Linked DNA regions of Homo sapiens: region 2 is linked to region 1. Evidence: chromatin contacts called from ENCODE Hi-C or POLR2A ChIA-PET data. All regions are on one chromosome and are shown on one strand. Each heading gives the region's core, a stretch centred on a gene start or an enhancer-like site at or near the end of the contact. The rest is flanking DNA. Distances are from core to core; before and after follow the strand shown. Region 1 holds the start of ZSWIM5 (zinc finger SWIM-type containing 5). Region 2 has its middle 40 kb from the start of ZSWIM5.

Region 1 (3,824 bases), core at 1,015-3,514:
CAGTGTTTCAGTATTAAAGCTGTACACCTTAATTACATATTTATTCAAGTCACTCTTTCAAAAATATACACAAATAAAGGACTAACCTCTTTCAAATAAACAAAACTTGCTCAAGCCACTGTCACTATATTCTGGCACAGGATAAATTTACATTTCACATTTGCAAAACAAGTTGTGGTATGCTGTTGTTTTGGTTAGAAACACAGGAATCAATGATTCTCAATAACCAGAAGCAGATTACTTTATATGAAACAGCACGATTCAAAGAAAAACATTTTTCAAATGTTTTCTCCAGGTTTTACCTGGAGAGCTAGATGTCTGGGGTTTGTGTCTTTCTGTGCTTGTTTAATTCTAAAAACAACCTCCCTTCAACTCCTTTCAAAAATCAGTATTTTCTTCAATTAATACGAGCATATAGTGTACAATAAAACGCATAAAGATATGTACTTCCAGAATGCCATAATAATCCAAATAGAAAAAAATTCGTGTTTTAATTTTCCACATAGCAAAGTCAATGTTAATCATTTTTTTATCCTTCTCCTTAACCATTCCACAAATCAGAAGCACTGTATTTATATATTTAATAAGATTAACAAACTGACTAGAAGCTCCGGAGGAGTAAAGGAAGAAATCATTTGTATAATATATTTTTCCATAACAAAAAGATAAAAGCAAATAGGACTTGTTAAATGAGAAGCTTTTGAAAAACCCAGCGTGACCAGCTTTTGATTTACCCCAGTCTGACAAGGAAGAGAGACCCCACCCCCACTCCAGATTGTATGGCTTTTTTTTTTTTTTTCCTTGGGTGGGGGTGTGGAGGAGAAGCTGTCACATTTCCATCTTCGGTTATTGTTAGTCCGCAGCCTAGATTCCCAAGCATCACCGGTCCAGGGGAAAAATCCTAACGCAGACAATTAAAACTGTCTGAAACATGCAGTATTTTGTTGGGGCTTTTTTCCCAGTGTTAATTTCATCGAGACTCAATCGGCTAGGGCTATAGATTGCCTCTGACAGTCTGTCCCTCAAACGCTCCCTCTAAAACCGCTTGTTCCAGATTTACTAACAATCCTCTCCTCTCCAAACTTAAATTAGGACAACACATTTCTGAAATTATTACATCCAAAAAGTCATACCTCCCCATTCTCTTTGCCTTGGTGTGGGGAATAGAAAGAGTGAAGAAGAGAGATCTATTCACTCTTCAAACAAAAAGAAATTGGGGTAGAGGGTCAGTGGAGGAAAGAGCAGTGGTGGACCTGAGTGAAAGGTTGAAAAAAGTTTTTGTGACTTGTTCGTCCTTCGGCAGGGGTACAGGAGTTGGGCAGAAGGCCGGGGTCTCGGCCCCAGGGCTCGGGCCGAGAAGAGGCACCCGCGGAAGAGGAGGCTGAGGACCCGAGAACGCCTGGACGAGCACATACCGACTTGCAGCACGTTCTCCACGGAGCCGCTGTCCAGCAGACGGATGCCCCGGCGGAACGGGAGCCCCTCGCCACCGCAGCCGGCCGCGCCGGCCCCTGCGCCCAGCCCGGGGGATGCCCCAGCCGCGACGCCCCCGGGGGCGGAGCCGGCCGGAGCGGCGGCCCCGGGGGGTGGCTGCGGCCCCTCCTCGGCCGGCGAAGCCCCCGCGGCGCCGCCAGCAGCGCCGGCGCCGGGGCCGCCCCGGTACTGGAAGCTGGAGTACATGCAGATCTCCCGCTCATTCCGCGGGAAGGACCAGTAGACGATGCGGCGCTGCACGGGCTCCGGGATCCGCTCGAAGCGCTCCTCCACCCGTTCGTATGCCCACTTTTCCGCCACCGTCTTGGCGGCGCAGTCCAGTAAGGAATCCGGCTGCAGGTGGGGGCGGGCCCCGAGGACCAGGCAGCTGCTGCCGACGCCCCCTGCCCCTCCGCCGGCTGCCCCAGGCGAACCGCGAGGGTGATGAGCCTGCGGGCTGGGCCACGAACACTGCCGCTTAGCCGGAGAGACCGGTGACGGCGAGAGCAGCTCCTCTCGCTCACCTCCGTCCGCCATTGCTGGGGACTGACTGACTGACTGAGGCGGCGGCGGCTGCTCGGGCTGCGGCGGAGACCCTGGCCACGGCCACGCGCCCCGCGCAAGCGCCCAGCGGTGGCGCCGAGGGGGGCGGGGCGAGAGAACCCGCGAGCCAGCCGGCCCGAGTGGGGAACCGCGGCCGGGCCCGGGAGCGCGCCGCGAGGGCAGACGCGGGCGGCCTGCAGGGTAGCGTGAGGCGGCGCGCGGTGTCCTGGCCGCCGCGGACGCGAAGACAGGCGGGAGCGAGCGCGGGCCCGCGGCGCGCTCCAGGCGCAAACAGCCTAGAACGCGAGCCGAGCGCTCTCGCGGATCCGGCGACCGCGGAGGGGAGAGGAGCGCCGGACGCTCTCGCACGCCCGCCCGCCCGCCCGCGCACCTCCAACCCACCTGCCGCCGGCCAGACAGGAATGGACTGTGTGACTGAATGAAATGGCGGGGCCATAAGCCATCCAAGGAGCCGCCTCCGTGAAGTTATAGGCTCGCGGGGTACAAGGAGAAAAAAACAATCCAGCTCCAACGGTACTGATGTGACAGGAGGTTGTCACAGCAGAGCGGAAGATCTGGCAGAAAGACGCTGGGAAAGAAGACACTAGGGGAAAACATCAGAAAGTTCGGATGATGAAAACTCACCTCACGCCACAACAATGTAGGATAAAGCCGGCGGTCACCCCACCCCAGAGTGGGACAAAGTCGCACCACCCCTTGACAATGGGGCATCAAGATCTTATCGCCACGGGGGTTGCATCCTGGTGGGGTCTTTTGGAGGGTTTAGCACCTTGCATCCTAGAATACAAAACACTTTTGCGTGTTTTTTGGTAGAATTCTCTGATCCCCTACCTCCAATCTGAATTAGGTCTTTCATGTTTTCCTCACTTGGCTCAGTCTTCTACACCTTTACATAGTTGTATTTTTATATATTTGTTTAATGTCTGACTGTCAACTCCATGAGAGTGAGAATCATGTCTATTTCCTTCACTATAATTTATCCTCTGCCTGGCACATAGTGGGTGCTCAAGAATGGCAGCTTCATCACTAACTCCATAAACAACACGCAATTGTAAGTTACTGTTTCTTGCTCGATCAAGAAAGCTCAGATTATTTCAGAATTTGCTGACAAACTAATCTCTACAACTTTAAAACGTTCCAAGAACTGTATTAAAAGAGTTTCTATAGTTGAGTTTGCCCTTCAAAGTAAGAGAGATTTAGAGTGTAGGATAAAATAAGAGTAAGAAGAGAGTAAATGATTGGAGACAGGCTGGAGCCACAGTTTGGTTTTGCTGTAATCTCAGAATTAAAGAGCACAGGCAGAATTGGGTGTGAATCACACTTGCTGTGTGTGATGCTATTCATGATTCTATTAAATCATTTGCAAAAGGGAGCTAGTAATAATGCTTCTACACATAAATGTTGTAAGAATTAGAAATAATTCACTTTAAAAAAAGTTTTTTTAGAGACAGGATCTCACTCTGATGTCCAGCCCGGAGTGCAGTGGGGTGATCACTGCAACCTCAAACTCTTGGACTCAAACTATCCTTCCATCTCAGCCTCCAGAATAACTAGGACAACAGATGCACAGCACCACACCCAGCTAATTCTAAATTTTTGTAGAGGGGCGGTCTCCCTATGTTGCCCAGGCTGGCTGGAATTAGAAGTAATTCAAATTGTTTGCTTATTCAGTGTAGTAGGTACTCAATAAGTATCTGTTTAGGCCAGATGCAGTGGCGCATGCCTGTAATCCCAAGGCTTTGGGAGGCCAAAGTGGAGGATCCCTTGAGGCCAGGAGTTCTAGACCA
Region 2 (3,754 bases), core at 754-3,253, 40 kb after region 1:
GCTCAAGGTGATGATAGCCTAAATATGCTGACTTGATTATTACACATTCTTATGCATGTGTCAAAGTATCACATGTACCCCATAAATATGTACAAATATTATATATTAATTTTAAAAACACCAAAAAAACCCAGTGGTTTATCTTCTTTCAGAAGAGTTATAAATAATACATATAGATATTCTCAATTTGAGGAGTTGGAGCTTAATTTCTACCCTCTCCCTTCTAAAGATGAGCTATGCAGAGTAACTCTCTATAAAAGGATAAAGCAGGGAAAGGGAGAAATAGTAACTTTACTGCATGGAAAGCTAGCAGATACCACTTTAACCAAGTGATGAAAGTTAACGTCATTAGTGATATCATGTGGGTATCACTCATTGTTGATAGGATCTAATGAGAAGGGCACTTCACCTCTGTGATACTCTTTCCAAAAACCTAAAAGTCCAGTGTAATCATGAGAAAACATAGTACAAACTCAGATTGAGGAGCATTCTATGAACTACCTAGCCAGTACTCTTCAAGAAAATCAAGGTCATGAAAAACAAGGGAGGACTGAGAAACTATTACAGACTAGAGAAACCAGGAAGACATGGCAACTAAATACTAGTGTGTAGACATACAGGTAGAGAAAAAATTGATGTATCAGAAATGTATTTAGGCTGGGCGCAGTGGCCCATACCTGTAATCCCAAAACTTTGGGAGACCAAAGTGTGAGGGTTGCTTGAGGCCATCAGTTCAAGACAGGCCTGGGCAACATAGCAAGATTCCATCTCTATTTAAAAATTTATATACATATATATATGTATGTATTTAGAGACAGAGTCAATAGACTTTGGTGTTGGGACTGATGTGAGAGTGAAGAAATTTGAGGACTCATGAATAAACCCCTTTGATTCAGCAATTACTGGATGGTGGAACCATTTTGTAAAATGGAGAACAATGGAGATGAAGATGGGAGTGGGCAGAGATAATAATGTCAGTTTTCTATGTCTACTGTTGGAGAGAAAATTCTGGCCTGGAGATAAAGTTGAGCACAACTGACATATAGATGGTAACCGAAATGATGACAATGAATGAAATCATCTAAGGAGAGAAGTTAGTGTGGCAAGAAAAGAAAAGAGCTGAAGAAATAGCCCTAAAACACCCTAACACTGGAGGATGAATAGTGGAGGAAGAGCCAGCCATTAGATGAGGAAGAAGCAGAGATATGTAATAAACTCCAAAAGAGAATGACAACATGAAAGCCAAGAATAGAAATTGTTAAATGCTGCTAAAGGCTGAAGCGTCCCTTGGATTTAGTAACGAGAGGTTACTGATAATAAGAGCATTGGAATGATAGAAATGAAAGACAAATTAAGTGGTTTGAAAAGGGAAAGGCTTAGGACTTCTGATTTTAAGATGGCAGAATGATTACTTACAGTAGTCTCCAAAAAATATAAGAGACTCCTTTAACCCAAGCTTTGAGAAGTGCATTGGTGAGAGGAGAACTACCATCCTTGAAAGGCTCTGTATTGGCCATTCTCTGCAAGTCAGGAATGCCAGTGGGTGATATTGTTTGGCTGTGTTCCACTCAAATCTCATTTTGAATTGTAGCTCCCATAATTCCCACATGTTGTGGGAGGGAGCTGGTGGGAGATAATTGAATCATGGAGGCAGTTTCCTCCATACTGTTCTCGTGGTAGTGAATAAGTCTCACAAGATTGGATGATTTTATAAGGGGTTTCCCCCTTTCGTTTGGCTCTCATTCTCTCTTTGCCTGCTGCCATGTAAGACATGCCTTTTGCCTTCTGCCTTCTGCCATGATTGTGAGGCCTCCCCAGCCATGTGGCACTGTGAGTCCATTAAACCTATTTTTCTTTATAAATTACCCAGTCTCAGGTATGTCTTTATCAGCAGTGTGAAAACGGACTTCACTATCTTGCCTCAAGTCTGTGTTTACTCTCCAACTCTGTCATAATCTAGATTGTAGAGACTTTGATTGTATCACCTTTCCATAACACCTAACCAACTTCTGTAAGTAGTTGACATTTTGCTGACTGTACAATGAACAGGAAGTCACATAACAAATACCCTGACTAGATGCTTTTGTAAGACACATGCATAGCCTGGAGTGGAAAATAAACATCATAAAAGTTCAGGAAATTGCTATGTTCTGAATGTCTGTGTTCCCCCGCCAAATTCTTATGTTGAAAATGAATCACCAAGGTCATGGTATTAGGAAGTGAGGCCTTTAAGAAGTGACTAGGACATGAGGGCTCTGCCCTCACGAATGGGATCAGTGCCTTTATAAAAGAAGCCCCAGAGAGCTAGCTAGCTCTTTCCATCATATGGGGATGGGGATACAGCTTAAAGATACCATTTATGAACCAGGAACCAAGCCCCTACCAAACACCAAATCTGCCAACGCCTTGATTTTGGACTTCTCAGCCTCTAGAACTGTGAGAAGTAAATATCTATATTTACTTCTTTATATAAGGAATATCCAATATCTTCATATAAGGTACCCATTCTATGGTATGATATTTTGTTACAGTAGCTAAACAGATTAAGACAAAGACCTCTACCTCTACCCCTACCCCTACCCCTACCCCTACCCCTACCCCTACCTCTACCTCTACCTCTACCTCTTTCCTTTCTACGGTCTCCCTCTCCCTCATCTCCCCTTTCCACGGTCTCCCTTTGATGCCTAGCCGAGGCTGGACTGTATTGCCACCATCTCGGCTCACTGCAACCTCCCTGCCTGATTCTCCTGCCTCAGCCTGCCGAGTGCCTGGGATTGCAGACGCGCACCGCCACGCCTGACTGGTTTTCGTATTTTTTTGGTGGAGACGGGGTTTCGCCGTGTTGGCCGGGCTGGTCTCCAGCTCCTGACCTCGAGTGATCTGCCAGCCTCGGCCTCCCAAGGTGCCGGGATTGCAGACGGAGTCTCGCTCACTCAGTGCTCAATGTTGCCCAGGCTGGAGTGCAGTGGCGTGATCTCGGCTCGCTACAACCTCCACCTCCCAGCTGACTGCCTTGGCCTCCCAAAGTGCCGAGATTGCAGCCTCTGCCGGGCCGCCACCCCGTCTGGGAAGTGAGGAGCGTCTCTGCCTGGCCGCCCATCATCTGTGATGTGAGGAGCCCCTCTGCCCGGCTGCCCAGTCTGGGAAGTGAAGAGCGCCTCTTCCCGGCCGCCATCCCATCTAGGAAGTGAGGAGCGTCTCTGCCCGGCCGCCCATCGTCTGAGATGTGGGGAGCACCTCTGCCCCGCCGCCCCATCTGGGATGTGAGCAGCACGTCTGCCCGGCCGCGACCTCGTCTGGGAACTGAGGAGCGTCTCTGCCCGACCGCCACCCCGTCTGGGAGGTGAGGAGCGTCTCTGCCCGGCCGCCCCATCTGAGAAGTGAGGAGCCCCTCCGCCCGGCGGCCGCCCCGTCTGGGAAGTGAGGAGCGTCTCTGCCCAGCAGCCGCCCCGTCCAGGAGGTGGGGGGTGCCTCTGCCCAGCCGCCCCGTCTGGGAAGTGAGGAGCCCCTCTGCCCGGCCGCCACCCCATCTGGGAGGTGTACCCAACAGCTCATTGAGAAGGGGCCATGATGACGATGGCAGTTTTGTCAAATAGAAAAGGGGGAAATGTGGGGAAAAGAAAGAGAGATCGGATTGTTACTGTGTCTGTGTGGAAAGAAGTAGACATGGGAGACTCCATTTTGTTCTGTACTAAGAAAAATTCTTCTGCCTTGGAAAAAAAATAAAAGACAAAGACTTACATCAGTGAAGTTT

Evidence for each region. A loop is a pair of places that touch in the nucleus more often than their neighbours do. ChIA-PET counts read pairs that join two places held with the same protein, here RNA polymerase II (POLR2A). Pooled maps may share reads with other maps.
Region 2: a pooled map shows a loop between it and region 1 (4-fold over the local background). The contact joins the enhancer-like site here to the promoter of ZSWIM5 in region 1. A Hi-C loop is called at or near these places in 5 of 50 pooled maps. POLR2A ChIA-PET finds 5 or more read pairs at or near these places in 4 of 52 experiments (HEK293, HepG2, PC-9 and 1 more).

The regions. Positions count from the first base shown.
Region 1 is chr1:45,204,341-45,208,164 of GRCh38, forward strand. ZSWIM5 (zinc finger SWIM-type containing 5) reads right to left here and starts at 2,265. Exons shown (of 14, transcript NM_020883.2): 1 at 1,416-2,265. The coding sequence starts at 2,010. RefSeq lists enhancers at 843-1,743, 1,744-2,643 and silencers at 1,712-1,871, 2,072-2,491.
Region 2 is chr1:45,244,833-45,248,586 of GRCh38, forward strand. No RefSeq gene overlaps it. Among named protein-coding and RNA genes, the nearest start is that of ZSWIM5, 40 kb to the left of the region's middle. Within about 2 kb of position 2,004, at least 3 of the 41 ENCODE cell types and tissues checked have a DNase peak (open chromatin) inside an H3K27ac peak, as active enhancers do; they include PC-9, where a contact is called at or near this core.